3 separate regions of the Homo sapiens genome follow, and all the other regions are linked to region 2. A link is a loop called in an ENCODE intact Hi-C map of the cell type or tissue named here. Cell type or tissue: IMR-90. All regions are shown on one strand. Links, peaks and the distances in the headings refer to the core of each region. The heading gives the core; the rest is flanking DNA.

Region 1 (7,718 bases), core at 1,800-6,799, 280 kb before region 2:
CTGAATGATGACTAGATTAGATATTTAGTGTAGTATTCATTATGCATACACTATTTTAAAATTTTTCTCTCATACAAAATTAAAACCTTTTTAAAATTTGCATATGTTCATTGAAGACAAATTTAGAAAATACAAATAAAAATAGAAAAAGTTAATGCATGATTTTGTGAGAGCATATATAGTACGTATATTTTTGTTATTTTATTTATTTTATTTTATTTTATTATTTTATTTTATTTTAGACGGAGTCTTGCTCTGTCGCCCAGGCTGGAGTGCAGTGGTGTGATCTTGGCTCACTGCATCCTCCACCTCCTGGGTCCAAGCAGTTCTCCTGTCTCAGCCTTCCGTGTAGCTGGGATTATAGGCACACCACTCCCAGTTCATTTTTGTATTTTTAGTAGAGATGGGGTTTCACCATATTGGTCAGGCTGGACTCCAACTCCTGACCTCAAGTGATTCATCCGTCTCAGCCTCTCAAAGTGCTGGGATTACAGGCGTGAGCCACCACACCCAGGCCGTATTTTTATTTTTAAAATAAATATAGAATAGTACAAGGTTTCATTCTGATTTTTTTTTACTTTAGTTTTTCTCATTTACTGGAAGTTGGCACTTCTACTGATACAGCATCATCTTAATGATTCTGTAGTAGACAGCAGCCCAGCAGGGGATGCCTCATAAAGGAGTTGTAGGACTGGATTTTATGCCTGCACTGCACAGGTTTAAATCCTAGTTCTGCCACTTTCCAGCTACATAACGATGGAAAAATTACATATGTACCTCAGTTGTTTGTTGTATTTTTATTTTGTTTTTTTAAATCTGTAAGATGGGGCAAATAATAGTATGCACCTTAGAGGTTTTAATGTTTGTAAAGTACCTAGAATAATGCTTGGCACAAAGTTAATCCTATGTAAGTGTTTCAAAAATAATCCTAGAAGTCATTCTCTGTAGAGTTGAATCTACCTTACTTGGAACCAACTTATTATCATAACACTGAGTAACCTAATGTTCAATTCTTTAACCGTTTGATGAAGTAATAAAGAATAATTTCAGTACATTTTAAATTATTTATTTTAACCAGTTCATGGAGATGTTTACTTTCTAACTAAAGATTATGAAACTCCTCTCACTCCAGTGACCTTAACTTCTCATCTGTGCCTTTCACTAGCATTTCCCAAGATATGTTCTAAGGAACACTGGTTCTGCCTGTCAATACAGGCAATAACTGAAAAACGAAGAGGGGCTTCCAGGTTACATTTCGGAAATTCTTGATTAAACGGGTTATAATGGGGTATATTTTGTGCAGGCCTTTAACATGCAAGTCTGCATTGACAACTTCCAGCAAAGGGCATATTATGAAGTTGTCCCATCTTTTCTTTTCTCAGCACACTAGGGACTTGTGTTCTACCCAATATACTTTGGGGAACACTACTTGATACTTTGAACAACAATTTCAGTAGTACAATGCTTTGTTAATGGAGGGCTCATGTTATTCAAATTCCTGGTAATCTCAGACTCAGGCAAAAAAGTTTTTGGTTCACTTGTTTCTATAATTGTTTCTGGAATATCTTTCCCAATGGTTTCTTCTTCAGAATATAATGAATTTTCTATTTGTCTTGTGGCCTCTGGGCCTTCCTACCTGAGGATTGTGCAACATGGGTTCATAGTCAAGTAGCAAGAGGTACAGATGAGGGTGAGGTGAAACTGCAAGAGCCCCAAGGCGTTTTCTGAAAATTGTTACATGCGTTAGTTTTCTATGCTGTATAACAAATTACCAATTTAGCCACTTAAAACAACATGCTTTGTCTGGGGGCAGTGGTTCATGCCTGTAATCCCAGCACTTTGGGAGGCCGAGATGGGCTGATCATGAGGTCAGGAGTTTGAGACCATCCTGGCCAACATGGAAACCCCCATCTCTAATAAAAATACAAAAATTAGCTGGGTGTGGTAGCAGATGCCTGTAATCCCAGCTACCTGGGAGGCTGAGGTAGGAGAATTGCTTGAACCCAGGGGGCGGAGGTTGCAGTGAGTGGAGATTGCACCACGGCACTCCAGTGCCCACAAACAAAAAAACCCACCATGCTTTATTATCTCAGTTTCTGTGTGTCATAATCTGAGCATGGCTTAACTGGTTTGGAGTTAAGCAATGGAGGGGTTGGCTGGGGCTGAGGTGTCATCAGAGGCTCAAGTGGGAAAGAAATGGCTTCCAAGCTGTGAAGGTTGTTGGCAGTACTCATTATTACTCAGCTGTAAAAATTATGGCAGTGTCCTTCTTCAAAGGACAAGCTCTCCCCATTTTACTAGGACAGATTCTTATGTAATAAAACATTATCACAAAGTTGACATCTCATTACTGTTGCCATATTTATTGGTTAGAAACAAGTCACACATCCTGGATTTGCTAAAGGAGAGGAAATTATATAAGGTATGGAGCATTGGGAGTCACTGTGAGGCGTGTCTGTCACTGTACATTTTCTAAAATCCTGAATGGGACATTGTTTTCTTTGGCAGAGCTAATGGTTGCATTCCAGTTAATCCAGTTATTTCTTTAGTCATTTGTATCAACAGATACATTCTAGTTTTGTTTTTTTTTAAACGTGCCCTCTTTCTGAATCTATCGTATCTCTTTGACTAGATTTTAAAACTAAAAGGTAAGGATAACATCTCTGTGTATTCTTCATAGCTACTAGTGTGGATCTCAAAGTAGGCTTTTACTAAATGGTTGTTGCACACATGAATGAAGCTTTTGGCCTATGTTAGTTCACCCCTTCCAAGCTGAGTGATCTCTGGCAAATTGTTTAATTATTGTAAATCTCAGTTTCTTTAACTATAAAATGGGAATAATCATACTCCATGAAGAAATCTTGTAAAAGAGTAATTTGAACACTGTCACTCCTCTGTCCTCTGCTTTAAATCTTCAATGTCTCCCCATGCACTTGTAGTTGGTTCAGATTCCTCAATTTTGGCCTCTAGGCCCTACATGATCTGGCCTCTGCCCCTCTCTCTAACCCCATCTCCTGTCACTGTCACCCACTCAATAGGGTGGGCCACAGAGAACCCCTTAACTTGCCTAATTATCCCCAGTTCCTTCCTGCCTTGGTGCCTTTGCATTTGCTGTTCCTCAGCCTAGAATGTTCTTCTCCCAGATCATATCACCAATTTCTCATTCTTTTTTTTTTTTTTTGAAACAAGTTCTTGCTCTGTCGTCCAGGCTGGAGTGCAATTGCTAGATCATGGCTCACTGTACCCTTGACCTCCCTGGGTCAAGTGATCCTCCCAAGTAGCTGGGACCACAGGCATGCGCCACCATGTCCAGCTAATTTTTGGTAGAGTCTGGGTTTTGCCCTGTTGCCCAGGCTGGTCTCGAACTCCTAGGCTCAAGCAATCTGCCTGCCTTCACCTCCCAAAGTGCTGGGATTACACCACATCTGGCCATTTCTCTTTCGCATTATCATTCAGGATTCACCTCAGAAGTCAACAACTCTAAAAGGCTCAGCCAGACCACCTCCATTTGCCTGTGCAATTCATTACCCTTCTTTATTTTCTTTATAACAATGATCACTTCTGAAACTTGTACTATTTGTATATATGTTTCTTGTGTGCCTGTCCTTGCCAGAATGCAAGCTTCATAGAGGCAAGGACTTGGCTTCCTTTCCACTGGATCCTCAATTCCTAGCACAGGACCTGAGATATTTGTTAAATAAAATAGTGTTATTTTGTAATATATATGTAAATATATGTATATATTATGTATAAAAGCACAGTTCATGAGACATAATTTAAAATAGACAGACATATAAACAGAAGGTGGTATGAAAAATAAGTAGGAATAGTTTTATATTCAGGATAAGTAAAACTGGGGTTCTAGCCAGAACTGGTAAACTCTAAATTTCTTCTTCTAACCACTTGAATATTTTTTTCGTTGATCAGTACTCGGTTATCAGGAAAGGAAGATACCAGGCAAATAGATTGTAATTTAGTGCCTGGCACACATGAATAAAAGCAAAATCTAATGATATTGGAAATTCATGAGGCAAAAAGAAGTGATGAATCACCACCGTTCCATCCATAATTTTTTTTTTTTAAGAGATAGGGTCTCCCTATGGTGCCCACTGGTCTCGAACTATTGGCCTTAAGCAATCTGCCTGCTTTGGCCTACCGAAGTGCTTAGATTACAAGTGTGAGCCACCACACCCGGTCATTTTTTTTAATGATTTTTAGTGATGCAAATTCATTTCTATTACCTTAATCTATAATTATGATTGATTTATTGAAATAAACCCACTGGGATTTTTAGAAAAGCAATTCAAAATAATCATTTAATTTTGCTTTTCCAAAGGACTGAAACAATTAGTGTCAGCTGCAGTGTGCACTTATAAGAAGTGAAGAGTGCCTATATTTTTGCATATATTTGCTATGGCTTTTGAAAACAACTTTTGGGAAGATGGATGAGGGGAAGGAAGGTAGAAACTAGCAAAACTCTTTGTCAGACATTGCCATCTGCTGGTATATTCCCAAAATGCAACCCTGGACTCATTTCTTGTCAAAAATATAATTTAGGTGTTCCAAATTCCTCTGTTATTCAAATTCATGTAAAATCTGGGATTCAGATTCAAATTATGTTTGAAAATTAATGTATTATAAGTAAAATTTCAAGGTATTAGAACAACTGAATGAACGGTTTCTCTATTGTGCTGAAAAAATTCCAATTCCAGATTTTTAAAAAATCCTCATTAAAAAAGATCATCGTTATCGTTTAATCGTCTGCATGGGAATAAAGCAGCAAATTAAAGAGCCTGGAGCTCTACCCTCTCTGCAGTTTACTAGATTAGGGCTAAATTAGCTTAATTTGCTTGGTCAAGTGCCCATCACAGCACTCTCCCTTCACTCCATGTGGAGCTAATAAGAACTGACAAGTCTAAAATATGAGACTTGCCTTTGCTCAGCACTAACCCAGAGCCTGATGCTGACCATAGCCTTTAGTGTGTCCTAGTCTGCATCTACTGCAGACATGGTCGGCAGCAGCACAGGACTTGGCTGGTGTTCAGGCCACAGAGAACTGTGAAGGGAGCTGACTGTTCCTGTGATGATGGGTCACAGCACAACAGCAAAGGGAGTTGACTGTTCCTGTGATGATGGGTCCACAGATGGGGAGGCAAAGCCGGGAATTGTACCTGATGGCCATGCTGGCTGCCCTTCTATGGGATAAGCCCCAGCCAAACGGGTTGGCGTGAATATTCTGGACTGGACTTTTCCCGATTTCAGATCTTCCCTGAGTTGGAAAGCAAATGCACTTTCCCCAGGGTTAATGGGGTTTTACTAACAGCTGTGATGATCTTCCTTAAAGTTAGCATCCTGCAGTCTTTACAAGAGCTTGCTTTCTATTTTAATTTAAGTGTGTGTGGGTTTCAATTGACTGTCACCGCTTGGGATGCCATAGGGTGTTCGATGGAGTCTACTTAAACAGATGTGAGTTCCAACATACCTAGCTCCTTATCAGTTAGGTGACCCCATGCAAGCTACTGATGGTGGTGACCCTGAGTTTTGTACTCAAGATTTAACTTCAAGTTCATATATAACCTCATGTGTGGACTTAGGAAGTTCATGAACACCCCCTTGAAAGTATATGGGTTGTGTATGAGTTTGTATCATGTGGTTATACACATTTTTGTTCCTAAGGCATCCCTAAGCTTTCATCAGATTTCTAAAGTGGCCTATAACTTCTCTCCATGCTCCCAAAAAGTTCAGACTTTCTGTGATTCTGCTATTAAATGATGATACTAATGGCATAGAATTCACAGGGGTTGTTGTGAGGATAATTTAAAGTGGGTAAAAAATCACAGGCAGTGTGCCTGATACCTGTAAATATTAGTTTAGATGAGGGTATCAGAGCAGAGGTCAAAACTATTACTAAACTTAAGAGCCACAGTAAGTGTAATTTGGACTTGCTGTGAATGAACTTATTGGGAATCACTTAATGACTAGCAGCACCCTTGTGACCCACTGCAGTGTAATTCCTTCAATTGGTCTGATGATGTTATTGGTATTATCCTCACTGGGCCTGATTTTCCTGAAGGGAACTGAGCTGTGTGACCTTCGATGAGTTCAGATTTTTACCAACAATCTTCGATTATCAAAAGCAGAAGAAAATGCTTCTGTGTGAAATCAAAGGCTTTCAGGTAAATATAAGGGTTTAGAGAGTACATCTTCTATTATGTACTTAGTGAGGAAATTAGATAATGTTAAGGTAGATGCTTGATAAACATTCATTCCCATTCACTATTTTTTTATTTTTTATTATTTATTTATTTTATTTTTTAACACAAGGTCTCATTCTGTTGCCCGGGCTAGAGTGCAGTGGCACAATCTCAGCTCACTGCACCCTCCACCTCCTGGGCTCAAGCAATCCTCCTGCCTCAGCCCCCCAAGTAGCTGGGACTACAGGTGTGAACCACTACACCCAGCTAATTTTTGTGTTTTTTGTAGAGACAGGGTTTCACCATGTTGCCCAGGATAGCCTTGAACTCATGAGCTCAAAAGCGATCTGCCCGCCTTGGCCTCCCAAAGTGCTGGGATTACAGTCATGAGCCACCATGCCTGGCCCTCATTCTCTATTTAGGAAAAATGGTTTCATAAGAGAAATCCAGCCCCTACTAAATTTATCAAGTTTTATTTGATGGCTAATGTTGAAAATTCTGTTTCATTACTCAGGGAAAGCAAGTATTAAGGAGTGAAAAAGGCATTGACTTGGAAATCCAAAACACCTGATTTTAAGTTTCATTTACTAGGGATGATCTTGAGATATGGTTTTGGAGAAGACTCCAATTCTTCATCTATGAAATGTGGATTTTAAATTCCACATTATTAAAAGAGTCACTGAAATAACCAAGCACGTGGGAATACTCAACAGATGGCAACTAGATATGTGAAGTAAGAGAGTTCCTGCCCTCACAGCACTCACAATCTTGAGAGAGGAGAAAGGAATATGTCAAATACTTGCCAGATTGTCCCCTCGAGAAACATGGGGCATTTATCAACCCATCCAGACCCCAGGGCCATTAACTCCTAGCAGGATGAGAGGTCCACACACAGTCAGGGAGACAGCACTGACACAGAAAGAAGGAGGAGGAGGTGCAAGCTTGGGGCAGGATGCTGCAAGCACAAAGCAAGGTTGAGGGCACAAAAGGTCCACTTCAGCTTCGGCTGAAGTCAGACGTGGGCTTAGGGGGTGGGAAGCAGGGCATGATAGGTTTCTGCTACATTGGGGTGGGCATATTTCGTAAAGAGTGGCCACAGATGGATTCCTGAAGGAGGAGATCTTTTCTTTTCCTGTTTTTTTGTTTGTTTGTTTGTTTTTTGAGACAGGATCTCATTATGTTGCTCAGGCTAGCCTTGAACTCCTGACCTCAAGTGATGCTCCTGCCTTAGCCTCCCAAGGAGCTGGGATTATAGGCCTGCACCACCTTTAAACAGTGATCTGGGTGCTAAGAAGGGACCACTTTTGTAAGACGCATGCAAAAGAGTTCCACGCAGAGGAAACAGCAAAAGGAAAGTGCAAAAAGCCATGAGGCAGAAACAGATGTTGAATTTAAGATGCAGTGGGAGAGCAGGAGAGTGGAAGAAGACCAGGCCCTCAGCGCTTGCTCCTCCCTCTGTCTGAAAATCTCCTCCCATATCCCCATGGCTGTTCCTTGTGCTCACGGAGTCTTCACCTGACCGCC
Region 2 (7,434 bases), core at 1,789-6,788:
CTGTAAATTGCAGCATGGGTCCCAGTTTGCTTCATGGAGAACTTTTCCACATACCACCCCTTCTGAAGACAGTTGTCATGACCCCATATATGCTTCTGTCCTTTAGAATGAATACTTGGCTGGGTCCATGGTTCACGCCTGTAATCCTAGTACTTTGGGAGGCTGAGGCAGGAGGATCACTTGAGACCAGGAGTTGGAGATCAGCCTAGGCAACTTAGAGAGAATCCGTCTCTGTAAAAATGTAAAAAATTAGCTGGGTGGGGTAGTAGTACATACCTATAGTCCTAGCTACTCAGGAGGCTGAGATGGGAGGATCACTTGAGACCAAGAGTTCAAGGATGCAATGAATCATGATCGTGCCACTGTCCTTTAGCCTGGGCAACAGAGCAAGACCCTGTTTTTAGAAAACACATTTAAAAATAAAAAAGTAGAATGAATCCTCATACCTCTTCATTCCATCTACATTAGCGTTGAGGCCTTGTTCCTTCATTATCTCGTTGTTCCGAAAGTATATTAAAGATTAATTTAGCATTTATGGATATGCCTAATAGGTGGCCAGCACCAGGCAAGGTGCTGTGGATGCGAAGGTGACTAAGGTGTGCTTCCTGTTCTCACGGGGGTTACCAGTCTAGAAGGGGGAGACTCTTTTAGCCCTTGAGGGGAGAAGGACAATTCAGGAGCAGAGAGGCCATCTCAAGGGAATTTCCAGATAAGAAAGATCCTCTGGGCAGAGTTGAATTAACTCCCAGACAGGAGAGGAGTCCCCTGCAGCCACCCTTAGAAGTCACTGACTTTATCCCGGCATCCACTTCTCTTCTTTATCCCCATACTGGAAAGGCTAAATGTGGCTCCATTAGAGTCTTTCAACAAATCTATTTCAGCATTTTGCCATTAGGGGAAAGACAATGTAACTTCAACATTAGGAGCACAGACTCTGAACCAGACATCTGAATACATACTCTTGACGGAGTGATTCAACCTCTCTGCTTGTGTTTCCTTGTCTGTAAAATGGGGATCATAATAGCATCTACTGCAATAGAATTAATGGGAGAATTATAAGAGGTAGCCCACAAAAAGCATTTAGAACAGTTGGGCCCTGATAAGCTCTCACTAAAAGTAAGTTACTAGCTCTTATTCTTGATGAACTTGGGTTTTAGTTGTCAAAATTAAGTAACAAAGCTACTGCAACCTATTAACATTTTAATTTTTTCCCACAGTAAAGTTTAATGTTCTTCGTGTTAGGCATTTTTTTCTTTTATTTGATTATTTGAAATGCTTTATTTCAAGTTAACTACTTAGGAAAAAATAAAGTGGAAGGAACACTTAGAGAGGAAACTGTCCTAAGGGAATTGAAGTCTAGAAATAACTATTCTGAGAGCACAAGGGCCCTCTTGTACTATCACAAACAAAGAATAAAAGTCCCAGTTTACTTGTGTTAACAGTGCTCAATTGATATTCAGAAAAGGGGACCATCCAGAGAGAAAAAATAATAACGTTTTACAATTATCATTTACTTGGAAAAATATTCATTTTGGTGGAGCACAACATTGAAGAACTCAATTCAGACCAGTATGGGGGCATAGACCCAGGCGCATCTTCCTTCAATTTGTTTGTCCGGATTAGACTGTGGCTTTCATCTGTCCATGGTGCAGTTTGTGCTCTGGAAGTGAAATCTTGTCATTTAGGTAAATGGCCTGGATAAAAATCCCACAAAGATGTGAAATATACATGTTAATAGAAGAAGTCTCTTCCTTTTTCTTAGCTCTAAAGGTGTTATTTTGACCTAATTATGATGTTAACTGTATTTATCGGGAAAGTTTTCTAATGCAGAAGAACCAACTACAGAATCCTTTCTTTAAAATGCATGGCTAGGAGACACATTTTAAATTATTTCCATCAACCTTCCTTTTAGTAGCTTCAGCAAATAAGAGCGGTTGATAGAAAGAACATACACCACCATTTAGGACACAGTTTCTCAAATGTGGAACTGTTGACATTTGGGATGGATAAGTCTTTGTGGTGGGAGACTGTCCTGTGCATTTTAGGATGCTTAACAGCATCCCTGGCCTTCACCCACTGGATGCCAGCAGCAAATCCCCTGCAGGTGCATCAACTGAAAATACCTCCAGATATTGATCCGGGGAAACAAAATCAGCTCTAGTGTGGAATGCCTGACTTGGAATAATGACTGGTCACCTCAGCCTTGCAGATTCCCTGATTTCTGTTCCTAGATTTGCATTGCAGTCTGGTAAAAAATTGTCTAATCGTTGACAATGTACTTAGTAATTAACATAGCAAGTGGTTTTGTTGATCAAGTGAAAATTAGCTCACCTGTCAAAACTGTAAAGTGGGAATCCAGTACTCCCTAGAAAATTAGAATACTGTATTGTTAATCATAGCAGTTACCACTTATTGATCACTGAAGTAGCAGGCACTGTTTCACCTACTTTATCTCTATTAAATCTTATAAGACCCCTGTGAGAAGAATGTTGTCACTTTTCAATTGGAGACACTAAGCCTCAGAGAACTTGCTTAATATCACATAGCAAGTTCGTAAAGAGGCAGGATTTTAATCCGGATCTCTGACTCCTAAGCACAGGCTATAAAGTTCTGCACCATTAATCGGTAAATTGGAGTATCCACATTCGGCTAGTAAGCGGCAGGGTTTTTATTTCCTCAGGTCTAATTGGAGATGAATTGAAAGTTTGCAGTTTCTAACTGGTTAATATCAGCATGTTGATACTCTCCCCACCCCCAGTTCTGCTGTTAACATGGGACGTGAGCCTCCGACCAAAAACCTCCATTAGGCAATGGCAAAAATCTTGGCTTTTCTTTCTGTAAAAAGCAGTAAGATGCCATACACAAAGTGCCATTTTAATTCTGTGCTTGGCCCAAAGTAGGCACCCAAAAAATGAGATGACCCCCAGCAAAATATTCTGCCATGCTTTCTGCTTCCCACTCCTAATCAGCAAGTATGGGAAAAGCAGCCGAAGCAGGAAATCTTTCAGAGAAGTAGATAGAGGGCTATAAGCTTTTTCAACTGGAAGTAATGATGTCTGATCTCAGTAGAGTGCCCAATGAGGCATCTTGCTATAGGGATTTTAATTCATTTCCCTTTTTGATGTGCACTGTCGTCAATCCATGCTAATCACAGCAGTACTTTCTGTAGTTTTTCATGCATCTCAATCCATTTCTCACTAGGTATCCCCCACGTTGCTCTTTGTCTCCCCCACCCTGTCCATCTCGCTGTCTATGGCAGAAAGCATTCTCTCTCTCAGTCATGTACATATCTCTTCTTTAGAATATAGTTAGAAAATATGTTCTTGTCCAGAAGAAGCTTAGAATTAGATATCTGTTCAACATAGGTCTATCAATGACTTGGAGATGTGTATCAGTTGCTATTATTTATCCCTAACAAATCATCATAATAACACAGTGAGTTTTGCATACAATTTGCCTATGAAAACCATATGTGTGATTTACCTTTCTAGAGCAAGTGGAATAATTTTTCTTTTAGCTTATTGCTTTGAATTTTCAAGTCACATTCTTGGTTTGTTAAAACCTCAACGTTTTCCCAAAATCCAAAATTCTCAAAAGATAGGGGAATAAAGCTTTGGAATCCAAGGAGTTACCAGACATCATGGCAGCTGTATAAGTTTAGTCTTTCTGGTACTTTACAGGGCTGTTTTGAAACATGTGAGTGCCTTTCACTTTGCGTTAAATTGGACAAGAATAAAACTAAACACACACAGAGCAAGGTTGACCCTGAGAAGGTAACCTATTTCAACTAAAACCACTTAGTGAAATGACAGCTAATAATCAAAGTCACTTTTTATCAATTCCTTAGTTAGAGGGCCTTGAAATACCATACAAGGGCATTTTAAATGACCACGATGTCTATTTTTGTGCCTGTGTATGGGGGTATGTGTATTAGGTTTTATGCATATACTATAAACGCTGCTTTCAAAAAGGAGCAAAAGAGGGAGTTGTATTCTGCTGGTCTGTCTGTCCTCCCTGCCTACCCCAATTCTGTTCGAGCCAGTGTCTGATTCACCCATCAAGAAGTATCTTATTCCATGTCCATTGCCTCCCACCCAAATCTCTTTAGCTAGGGGTTTAATTCATAGAGTATATGTTTAGAGGCTATCACAGAAATAGATGCAATGGTTATCAATGAGGGGAAGCACATTCGACTTGTATTTTGTGGTATATTTTCATCTGTATGTTAGTGGTCATTGGAGAGGATGCAAGGTACTCTGTTGAATACAGTTTTTACTAGATACTTCTCAGTCACTAAACACTTTAATCACACCTAAATGCTTTCTGAATGTACTTTTCTCAGATGTAGAATACAATTCCATGTGTAATCAAGAAATGGGAGGGCTAAACGACTTAAAGTCTTACCCAGTAATCATGGTTATAGAAATTGTTTGAATCAATCTAGTAATGGTACGTGTCTGCAGTGGAAGGAGTGAGGTCAGTCAACGATTTCTCCATAGTTACTATTTCAAACTGTATTTCAGGGCATGGGAAGGGAGATCAACTTGGGCCTTTTCTACAAAAACAGGCCTATAAACTGCTGCAACCAGCTAGTTACCAAGAAATGCACATACACAACCAAAGGAGGACTCGCTGCTTTAAAACAGCCCATTCAGAACTAGAGGAAAAACTCTGACGCTAGCTTGGGGAAGGCTAAATATTTCTTTTACTTTTTTTTTTTATTATTATTCTCTTGAAAGTGTAAATTTTTGCTCTCTTTTAAAGTCTGTGGGCTCCCTCTTGTGGCTTTGTGGAAAATTTCAATTTCAAGGAAACGCTTTTTCTCTCTAGCAATAAGGAAATCATTTCCAATTAAAAAAAAAAAAACTTTCATTGCTTTTCCTTGTAAAAGAAAAAGTGAGAAGAAGAGGTGGATACGAGAAGGAAGGAACAAAATTAACTTTAATGGAAAGTCCTATTTGGTGAAAAGGTCATTTTATATACAATCCTGTTTTACAATAATAGCCAACATTTCCTGAACACCCACTGTTTGCTACTAGTTGTACTAGATAATGCATTCACCACATTATTCATTGCCTCCATGCTCAAAATAAACTGACTGGCTAGTTAGAGTAGTCATTTTATGGGTGTGAGACTGTACTTTCCTGCCTCAAAGGGAACTGGTTGAGGAGATCCTGTACCTCTCTTTTAATACCTGTGAATGAAAAAGTAAACATCTCATATTTTCCTATTTTAAAAATGATTTTTTGTATCAAATAATTTTTCTTAAATAAATCCTAGAGTAGGATATAGGTTTTATCTGAAAAAACATGGGAATTGTTCAACAGTTAATTTCTGTTACTGTTTGTCTCTCTCTAGTTGCCTGTCTCGGGAAACTTGATTGATCTTTATGGAAACCAAGGTCTGCCCCCACCAGGCCTCACCATCAGCAACTCCTGTCCAGCCAACCTTCCCAACATAAAAAGGGAGCTCACAGGTAAACACCTAGTAAATGTGCCTCTTACTGCAGATTTCTGTCCATTTCCTGATAAGACAAAGTTATTGATATAGTGATGTGCAAACTATATCCAACTCATGGACGTAACTTTTATAGGTCTCTGCAGTGGTTAAAACATTATGCAATATTTTAAGACGGAGAATTTATACTTGAAAATTCTGTTTTTTTTCAAGGAGATCCTTGAAAATCTCCTGAGATACTGGGAATCGGGGCCACCATTACTGCATGTCACCAATCACTGTGTGTGTGGTGAAGGTCCCCTTTGTGTTGGGGATAGTAGGCAACTCTTTCAGCTGTAACTGTCTCCACCCTACCTGATATGTATGTTTCTAACAAGCCCCTAGAGGCATTTGCATTTGAGAACCCAGATCTGAATTTTCCTTTGACACACATTCAAGCCCACAATTGGGATAGCATAAGAATATATTTCTCACATCTTCAGATGCCTCCTGTTGTCTTTTGCTGTATTGTGTGCAAAAGATTTATTACACAGAGGGGAAAAAATTATAAAATGGAGCAATGGATATTATTTGTTCTTGAGGCAAGTGTGAAATTACTTATTTCTCTACTTTGCTTAATGCTTTAGGGAAGGCATTTATTTGGTCATTAAAACATGGCGGAAACTATATTAGAACTGGCATTCTACCATGGTGAATTTTATGGCCCTTACCACACCCCTCTTTTTATTATTTGATCCTTGCATCCTGCAGGATTGGATGAACAGACTGAGAATATGGAATATGGATTTGGTACAGAGAATTCCTGTTCCAGTCAAGGATGTCTTAAAAAAATTTTTTTTAGAAAATAAGCAGGAGAAAGATGTTTTTTAAAAACCATGGATTTGAGTGAAAAGAGTAATTAATAAGTAAAAACCATCCAAAACCAAAACACAAGTAGCTACCCTACCAAAAAGGAAAATTACTGCAAGACAACAACAACAACAAAAGCAAGAATCGTCGGGCAGGCACAGTAGCTCACGCCTGTAATCTCAGCACTTTGGGAAGCTGAGGCAGGCAGATTGCTTGAGCTCAGGAGTTCCAGGCTGCAATGAGCTGTGATCACACCACTGCACTCCAGCCTGGGCAAGAGGAATGAGTCCTGTCTCAAAACAAAGCAAAACAAAACAAAACAACAACAACAACAACAACTTAAGAATCATTGAAGTGGAGGGTATGTAAGTCATGCTTCTGTGTGAGGAAAAAAAAACTAGAAAATGATTTGAACTGACCATCACAACTGAAAGAATTCAACTTCTGAGTTATATATATATATATATATATATATATATGCACACACATACACACACACACATAGATATGCATATATATGCATATATACATGGATGTATGCATATAGATATGCATATATACATGGATGTATGCATATAGATATGCATATATACATATATAACACCCATATAATAAATATATATGGTGTGTATATATATATATATATATATGCTTCAGTGGCTATAAGTTATGCTAAAAAGATTTCTATTTTGAGATAAAATTCTAAATTATGGTAGTGTAATGCTTCAGCTATCACTTCTGAAAAGGAAATAACAGAGCTTTCTGGATCCCCAGATTGGTCAAGTAACATGTTTTGTTTTGTTTTTAATTCTGTTTTGTTTTGTTTTGTTCTCTGTAAGGCAAAAAGTAATCTCTTATCCCAGAGATGTCACAAGAGTTGCTATGCAAATAGAGCTTTCCAATTGCAGTTGCCACCAAATGCCTCTATTCCTATTTTGTTTTTATAGACTCAAGCTAGTAAATAGTGGTTCCTAAGTTATTAGATGATTTCATTACAGCAGGTTTTAACAGAATCTGGCACCAACTTCTGAAAAAATGAGTTCATTCTATGAAGTAGTGAACTAGTTAGAAGAGACAGAGATCCAATTTGGCAGCTTTTTTTTTTTTTTTTTTTTTTGAGACAGGGTC
Region 3 (7,718 bases), core at 1,800-6,799, 78 kb before region 2:
GCCCAGTGTATGCAGCTAGTCAGTGTCAGATGTCTTTGTTATGACCTTTGAATTGTGTGTAGGGAGAAACATACATACAATATTTTCACAACTCTGTAGGGCATCTTTGGTGTGCTGAGTCCTGTAGGAGCTGCATGAATATTTGATAATATTGATGTTGTCATGTCTGCATTTTAAAGTGTTTTTTGAGAACATGTATTGCTGTTTTTTCTTCTTGTATACCAATGTGTTCAGAATTAGATTGGATGACAGTCTTAAGAATACACAGTTTATGGCCTAACGATTTGTGTGTCCTGAAAGATGGTGGCCATAATTAGGAGCAGTTTGTGTTTTACTTCCACCAGAACCGGGCAAGGACAACCCTCCTAATATTCTTGGGGTCTGAGGGTAAGGAATGCTGTTTTGGATCTCTAGCCTGTCAGCAAGGAGGGCATATTCAATTATCAAGCTCCAAAAATGCCTGTGCACAGATGCAAAACACCTAGAGTTGTGTGATGAGTTGATGCCCGAGAGCTCCCAAACTGAGAGGGGACACAAGCAGTTCCACAGTCCTCCCTCCTAGATTCTGTGACTCCAGTAAGTGTTGACAATTCACTGGTATGTGAAATTACCTCTCCTTTTAAGTTCTCTAATAATGTGCAGTCTCTGCAAGCCTCAGCCAGTACCGGAGCTGGGTAAGGCTAAATAAGCTTCCCGAGGTGCTTGCCTGGCTGCTGGGCTGCCTCCCTGGCCGTGCCTGGGTCCTTGAGTAGCCCTCATTGTGGTGTGAGGCAGCGTTTTTGTCCTGCAGGTACAGTAGGTACTGGATTAAACAGGTCTGCTGTTGCAGACAGAAACCAGGCACCGTTCTAGCACAGAGCTGTGTTTGGATTGGAGTTTCCAGGGCCTTATCAGGAGCCACCCCTAGTGACACAGCCAGTGCCAGAACTAACTTTGACTTTCACTCTTCGCCAAGGGCTTGCAGAACACCTTAAAGGAAAAAAGATGGAGGCGCTTAGAGTTCAGATGTTCATGCCATGCTCCTTTGAAAGCTTGTATCTGTAAGTGAAGTTTTATTCTGGAAATAATCCCGGGACCACTTAAGAGGAGCAGTTTTTTTTCTCTTTAAGGGGGAGGATAAAGGAAGAGAAGGGTTTATTGGGAGTTAAAAATACTGAAGCTGTTACTTCTCACTGGCTTTAATCAGCTTCAGCTGTAACCTCTGGTAGGTGGCTATGACAAGGATAACAACTAATTTGGGGGTGGGGGTGGGGGTGGTAGATAGAAATGCTAACCCAATATCCTTGCCCTCTCCTTTAAAATTGAATACTGGTCTTAAGTTAATAATGACAAAAATACCGCGACTGCTTGAAAAATCTGAGTTAGAGCAGAGCTTGATTTATGATTGCAAGATAGACTGCAGCCCAGCTTTGTTATGAATAAAACAGGATTTTCTTCAGGAAAACTGTGTGTTTAATACAGTAGTAACATTTGTCCAAACTCTCCCATTGTAAACACTGTGAATTTTTGGTTTCTCCCCCCACCTTTTTTTTTTTTTTTTCCTGACTGTGGAATGGTAACAGTTGCATTAATGAACATCTTCTTTGCATTCTTGTATATTGATTTTTTTCTCTTGGAAGGGGAAACAGACATCCAAACATCAGAATTGTCTGCCTGGCATATAAATGTAGAACAAGTTTAAAAAATGGCAATTTCAAAGAAATATTAAAATGGAGAAAAACTAAACAGAGTATAGTTCCCCCCACATCCTTTAACATTTACTTTCACTGTTAGGTGATAAGATTTGAAAACAGTGCTAAAAGCTGTGTCCCCAAGTGAATAGGCATTCAAGCAAATCAACTTATGCAAAAGCTACCTCTGGAGCTTAATCATTATTTACTGAACGTTCCTGGGTCATGGGAGAGGTTCTGATTAAGTCAGAAAGGCATTATGTTCAGCAGCTTGTGAAGGTGTGTTTAAAGACAGCAAGAATAATGGAAAAATACTAGATGTAGCAGATCTATTTTTAGAATTTGATTCTTAAAAAATATAAATATAATTACCATAAGTTTAAGTGTGGGTTAAAGTTCATCATTTTCAGTAGATACATCTTTAAAAGGTCTTATAAAAGGTAGTTTTAAAAATGATTTCTAACTTCTTGAGCTTCTATTTCTGCTGCAGTTTGTTTTAACAGATACTTTAGATTTTTTTCATTCTTTATGTCGTCATAACAGCTTAATTACTCACCTCTATAAAATGTTAGAGCATTTTCTAAACAAAGTATATATAATTATGTGTTTAAAATGTCACTATGCTAGAAATGTTATAAATTTTTGCCTTATTAATGAGATACTAGCTGGGGAGATGATGTCTACTCTTTGTGATTCATTCTCTACAAAAATATACTCTAACTTACTAATTTTTTAATATTAATAATGGATGGCATGAACAAATGAAACTTGCTATTCTGATTCTACGTAAGAATGGTAGTAATGTCAAACCTGAATTCACAGCCAAATTAATTCTTAATTTTGAATTTCATTCTTTTAGTTAACTAAAATACTTGTCGTAAGAGCATGCTTCCCTTATACACTCTCAGAATGAAATTCTTCACAAACACGTTTGACAAAACTTGTTCACTGAGTTATTGCCCATTAACTTTTCTGTGCGTATTCTTTTAGGAGAGCACACACTGTGAATTAATTGTTTTGTATTTTCCTCTAGGAAAGAAAAGGAACATGATAGCAGAAGGCAGCATTCTAGAATTTTGGCTCCCTAGAAAGTAACTTGTCAGCTTTGACTCGTTTTTAGATATTAAGATGTTCAGCAGATACCATTTCAGGAATTAAAACACAGACTAGAAGAATTCATTGCCTAACTTTTACTCATGTCCACATGGTTTGTGGGAACTATGCTAAGTATTGTGCTTGTATTAACACATTTAATTTTCACAACTGCTCTATGAAGAAGATATGTCTTTCCACCCCCATTTTGCAGCTGAGAAAACTGAGGCTTGGATAGGTGAAAAACCATGCCCAAGTGATACAGCTAAGAAATGACAGGGCTAGGAATTTGACCCAGGGATCCTGGCTCCAGGGCTTAATGCTATTATCTGTTGTGGTCTGTGGATTTTCACTTAAGATACTAAATGAATCAATATTTCTTCCTCTGCTTTTTTATCTAGTGGGTTTCTCCTATCCCTAGATTTCTGAATTACCAAACTGTAACTCATTTGAGCTCTTGAGGGGCCGTGTTTGGTCCTGATGCCACGGTTTTCGTCTACCAGGTGTATTTCCCTGAGTCCAGTTCACCATTGATTATAAGACAGCTATTGGCTGGGCGCGGTGGCTCACGCCTGTAATCCCAGCACTTTGGGAGGACAAGGCAGGTGGATCATGAGGTCAGGAGTTCAAGACCAGCCTGGCCAACATGATGAAATCCCGTCTCTACTAAAAATACAAAAATTAGCCAGGCATGGTGTCCCGGGCCTATAAACCCAGCTACTATGGAGGCTGAGAAAGGAGAATTGCTTGAACCTGGGAGGTGGAGGTTGCAGTAAGCCAAGATCGCACCACTGCACTCCAGCCTGGGAGACAGAGGCAAGACTCCATCTCAAAAAAAAAAAAAAAAGACAGCTATTTGGTGGAGAAAGAAACTTACTAAAATATATTCATTGATTATATGATCTCTTCTGACTTGGGAAATCTTAACATGTGGAGGGAAAGTTCCTCTTAGAATTAAGGAACTGTCGTAGATCCCTAGAGCCCAGAGTTCTCCGTCTCTGGATGATTCAAGCAAATGGTTTGAATAAGGGTGCACCAACTCTAAGGTTCTAGTATTATTAGATTCTATGAGGTAGAATATTTGTTGGGAGACAGACACCAACTTTACTCACTGAACAAATATTTATTTTGTTCTACTATGTGCTGGAGAGACAATATGTGAATAAAACATGTAAACATCTCTGCCCTCCTGGAGCAGATTGGACCAGGTCATGAAGGACCAAGCACATACCAGTTTCATCCCTGAGTCTGGCCCTCATTCTCATGGTTCAGGATGGCTTCTGAAGCTCCAGCCAGTGCAGCCAGATTACAGGAGACATGGTGGCAGAAGGTTTAGAGAAGGGGATCATTTGAAGGAGATTTTCTGTAGCTGATTCTGATACTCAGCCATGTTTGGAAATGAATACTAAAACATTCAAGATCACCTGTTTGTTTAGTAGGCGAGCTGGGACATGAGCCCACATACATCTCTCATTCTTAAGCCAGGACACTTTCCTCCATGTCTGACAAAATTCACATTCTCTTCCCCACCTCTAGTCAGCCTGGCCAGAGGTCTGAAAAGCCCTTCTGATACTGAATTCAGTGTTTTGGATGGAATCAAATGAGAAGGACTACTCACTCCTGCCAAATGGGCTATGAAACCACCCCAAAACATCTATCCATAAACTGCCCATGGCTTTTTGTGGGTACAGCACAACTGCTTTGTCATAAACAAAAGGAACCGATAGGCTGAATCTATAGGAACTGCCTCCCCCTCAGGAGGTACTATGAGATGGGTCGTATGAAGCTCCTCCTGCTCGTATGACTCACTTCACAATACCTCTCACCCCATGTCCTTCTCCAGCTGAGGATCCCACAATCTCCTAAGATGTAAACTTTAAGTTATGTTGAAATGGAGTCTTACGTAGAACTCCAGAAAACAGTTTCGGTGGTGTTCTTGGGGTTGTCTTAGAAGACTCTTGAGGATCTTTGTTCTTTCCTATTTTTCTTCACCTAGAACCACCATGGAGATGTATATATTTGATCTTTAATTTATATTATGCTATAGTACAGTTGCCGTAGTCAGTTGTATTTGAATTAATAAAAAAAACAGGCAAAAAAAAAAAAGCCAGTCTGTTTCATCACAAAAAGGAATTCTTAAGAATGTTTTGAAAGTGCCACCAACTGCACAAATCAGAGTTGGTAAATGGATACACACACACACACACACACACGTGTGTGTGTTTATATATATACACATACATATATACATGTATATATACACACATACATGTGTGTATATATGTATGTGTGTGTATATATACGTGTGTGTGTATATATATGTGTATAAATATATGTGTATATATATATGTGTGTGTATATATATATATATATTTTTTTTTTTTTGAGACGGAATCTCGCTCTGTCACCAGGCTGGAGTGCAGTGGCGGGATATCCGCTCACTGCAACCTTCACCTCCTGGGTTCAAGTGATTCTCCTGCCTCAGCCTCTTAAGTAGCTGGGACTACAGGCGTGTACCACCATGCCTAGCTAAATTTTGTATTGTTAGTAGAGACGGGGTTTCACCATGTTGGCCAGGATGGTCTCCATCTCTTGATCTCGTGATCCACCCACCTGGATATATATATTTTTAAATGGCAGTCTGGGTGTCTAACATTTCAGAGTGATTGGCACTTCTGTTATCTACTTAAATCTAATTGGCGAAACTTAGCATGTAGCCAGTCCAGCTCTGGAGACCTGGGAGATGTTGTGGGTGGGAGTGTGCCTAGCCAAAACAAAGAGAAAATAGGAAAATAGATGGGTGCTAGGTTTTATGAATTGTAGGTCTTAGGCTGAAACTTTGACTTTTTCCCCAGTATTACTGATATTTTTTAAATGTTACAAAACCAGCTGTAGTATCCCAGGGTACATCAAACTGGCTTAAGAAAAAATGGAGTTTGATTGGCCCTCGTGAAGTCCTTGTCCAGGGTTAGTCCAGGGCTATCATGACTTCAGGAATGATTTGATACAGGTGCTCAATGTCATATAAACACTGGCTCCCTCTTTCTTTGTTATTCCTTCTCATTAGTCCTCTGTTCTTTCTTTACTGTTTCCTCCAGTTTGGCTTTCTTCTCGGATAGATCCAGGAAGTTCCAGATTTACATCCTACCAGCTTTTCAAACCTTAGTTTAAAGAGACTCATTTTAACCTAATAGTTTCAGTTGAAGGAATAGGGATAACCCTTACTTGATTGTCTTGGGGCACAAGCACATTCCTGAGTTAGTCTTTGTGACCAGAAGGATGGATTTCCTGATTGGCCAGGGTCGTACTTCCATGTCTGGAGGTAGTGACAACACCATAACCTCATGAACTGAAAGTGAAGGAGGCTGGTTATTCAAGGTTAAATCAGGTACTTTACCAAACAAGTGGGACAGGATGCTGGGCAGCTATAAATGCCATGTGGCCACCATAAATCATTACTGCTATGTGTAAGGTTGCCTGTTAAACCATGACAGGTGTACCCATTCACTGCTCCTTAGATTACAGTTTGTACTTTTGTCTTTATTTCAACACAATGTTGGAAACTTTGCATCTTGGTTGACGTGTGCTAGACATGCAGTAATTGTTAAGTGATGGTGGTCTAAGGCTTTTGAATTTTCTCTGATCTGTTATAATGTCTAGAAAAACAGCCAGAGCATGCCCTGTGATTGGAACAATTATTTGAGTACAAACAGAAGGGCTTTCTACCTTTAAAAAGTTTATTCCAGTTCCTTTCACACTCATGTCTGAATTCTGTCATTAGTTTGTCATTGTGTTAGATTTTTAAAAATTGCTTTTTCTTTTAAAATACTCTCAGTGGAGCATCTTGCCATGCCGTATTAATTACTTTAAGGGATGAATTTCTCAAAGCCCTTTAAAACATGGCAGTTAGATGTGAATGGGATTCCACAGTTGGACAGAGTAAGCAAGAATTCTAGAGTACAGTCTAGTGAAAGGAAGCTTGATATGAAAAACAGAAAACTTGAGTGTGGGGCACTTCAACTTTATCTGCTTCATAACCTTTCAATGGTTTGGCTCTCAGAGGCGATTTCCTTGAAAGGAATTGAGTGTTAAGATTGTGCCAACCCATAATGGCATCTGTGGAAAATGGAGATCAGTCGTGGTCATAAAATGAGGAAATGGCAAAGTTCATATCCTTAGTTTAAAATATCTTTTAGTAAGAACTTGATATTCCTCTTAGTTGGAGTATACATAAGTGAGACACACTTTGGTAAAAAAAAAATAACCAACTTAAAAAAAATCTGCTGATGAAAATTGCCTGGAAGAGCATTGTTCGTATGTTACAGAGGTCTCTAAACATTTTTGATCCTTCTTCCTAGTTAATTTCTTTCAAGAAAACCTTCTCAACACATTTTCATTTGATTTATAAGTTATGTACATGTGCAACTATACTATTATATAACATGTACAAAAATAAAAAATGAAAGTGATAATATAAAATATATATGAAGAAATGTTTTAATTTTTTCTTCCTGCACCCAGGTTGTCATTTTTGGTATGGATTTTTGGAGAATACTGATATATTGGGAAACTTATTAAGGTTCTCCTTGATTTTTATCTAATCAGTCATTGAGATTAGTCTTTCCTGGTACCTGTTGAAGGTCCAGCTTAAAAAAAATGTGGAGAATCCTGAATGGATATGAAACATCTTCCATTTTTAGCAGCGAATTGAGGTCTCAGCATTAGAAAGAAAAGACTTCAGATTTTAAGTTGTGTGTGATTGGTGGTTCTTAATTTTTAGAATGCTTTTCTCCCTATGTACTGTGAAATGTACAAAGCTCTGGAGATAGGAGCATTGTCCAGTTGCGACACCATGATATCCTGCATGTCTAGCAGCACCTAGCTTTTGGAAAGCATTTGCGTGGGGCATGAGGCTATGTTTTGTAAGCCTTTGTATTTTAGCTATGCCAGAGACCT

What was found. A loop is a pair of places that touch in the nucleus more often than their neighbours do. Peaks named below come from ENCODE experiments on the same cell type or tissue, not always from the same donor. Only the 100,000 strongest peaks of a DNase experiment are listed, where the experiment ranks them.
Region 1: a loop joins it to region 2, with 3 times the contacts of the local background. A loop is called at or near these places in 13 of 110 quality-filtered maps.
Region 3: it touches region 2 in a loop (3-fold over the local background); 10 of 110 quality-filtered maps call a loop at or near these places.

What each region holds. Positions count from the first base shown.
Region 1 is chr3:69,666,790-69,674,507 of GRCh38, forward strand. No RefSeq gene overlaps it. Among named protein-coding and RNA genes, the nearest start is that of MITF, 69 kb to the right of the region's middle. In IMR-90, for the core only: a CTCF peak has its summit at 4,506 (motif pointing left); no DNase peak of the experiment used is centred there; H3K27me3 peaks cover 163 bases.
Region 2 is chr3:69,943,693-69,951,126 of GRCh38, forward strand. MITF (melanocyte inducing transcription factor) reads left to right here. Exons shown (of 10, transcript NM_001354604.2): 6 at 5,359-5,476. Among named protein-coding and RNA genes, the nearest start is that of SAMMSON, 52 kb to the right of the region's middle. In IMR-90, for the core only: a CTCF peak has its summit at 4,777 (motif pointing left); a DNase peak (open chromatin) is centred at 4,769; H3K27ac peaks cover 871 bases.
Region 3 is chr3:69,865,307-69,873,024 of GRCh38, forward strand. All of the region lies in intron 1 of MITF (melanocyte inducing transcription factor), which reads left to right. Among named protein-coding and RNA genes, the nearest start is that of MITF, 130 kb to the left of the region's middle. RefSeq lists a promoter at 1-972 and a cis regulatory region at 786-887. In IMR-90, for the core only: no CTCF peak of the experiment used is centred there; DNase peaks (open chromatin) are centred at 1,905, 2,855 and 4,595; H3K4me3 peaks cover 168 bases; H3K27ac peaks cover 4,446 bases.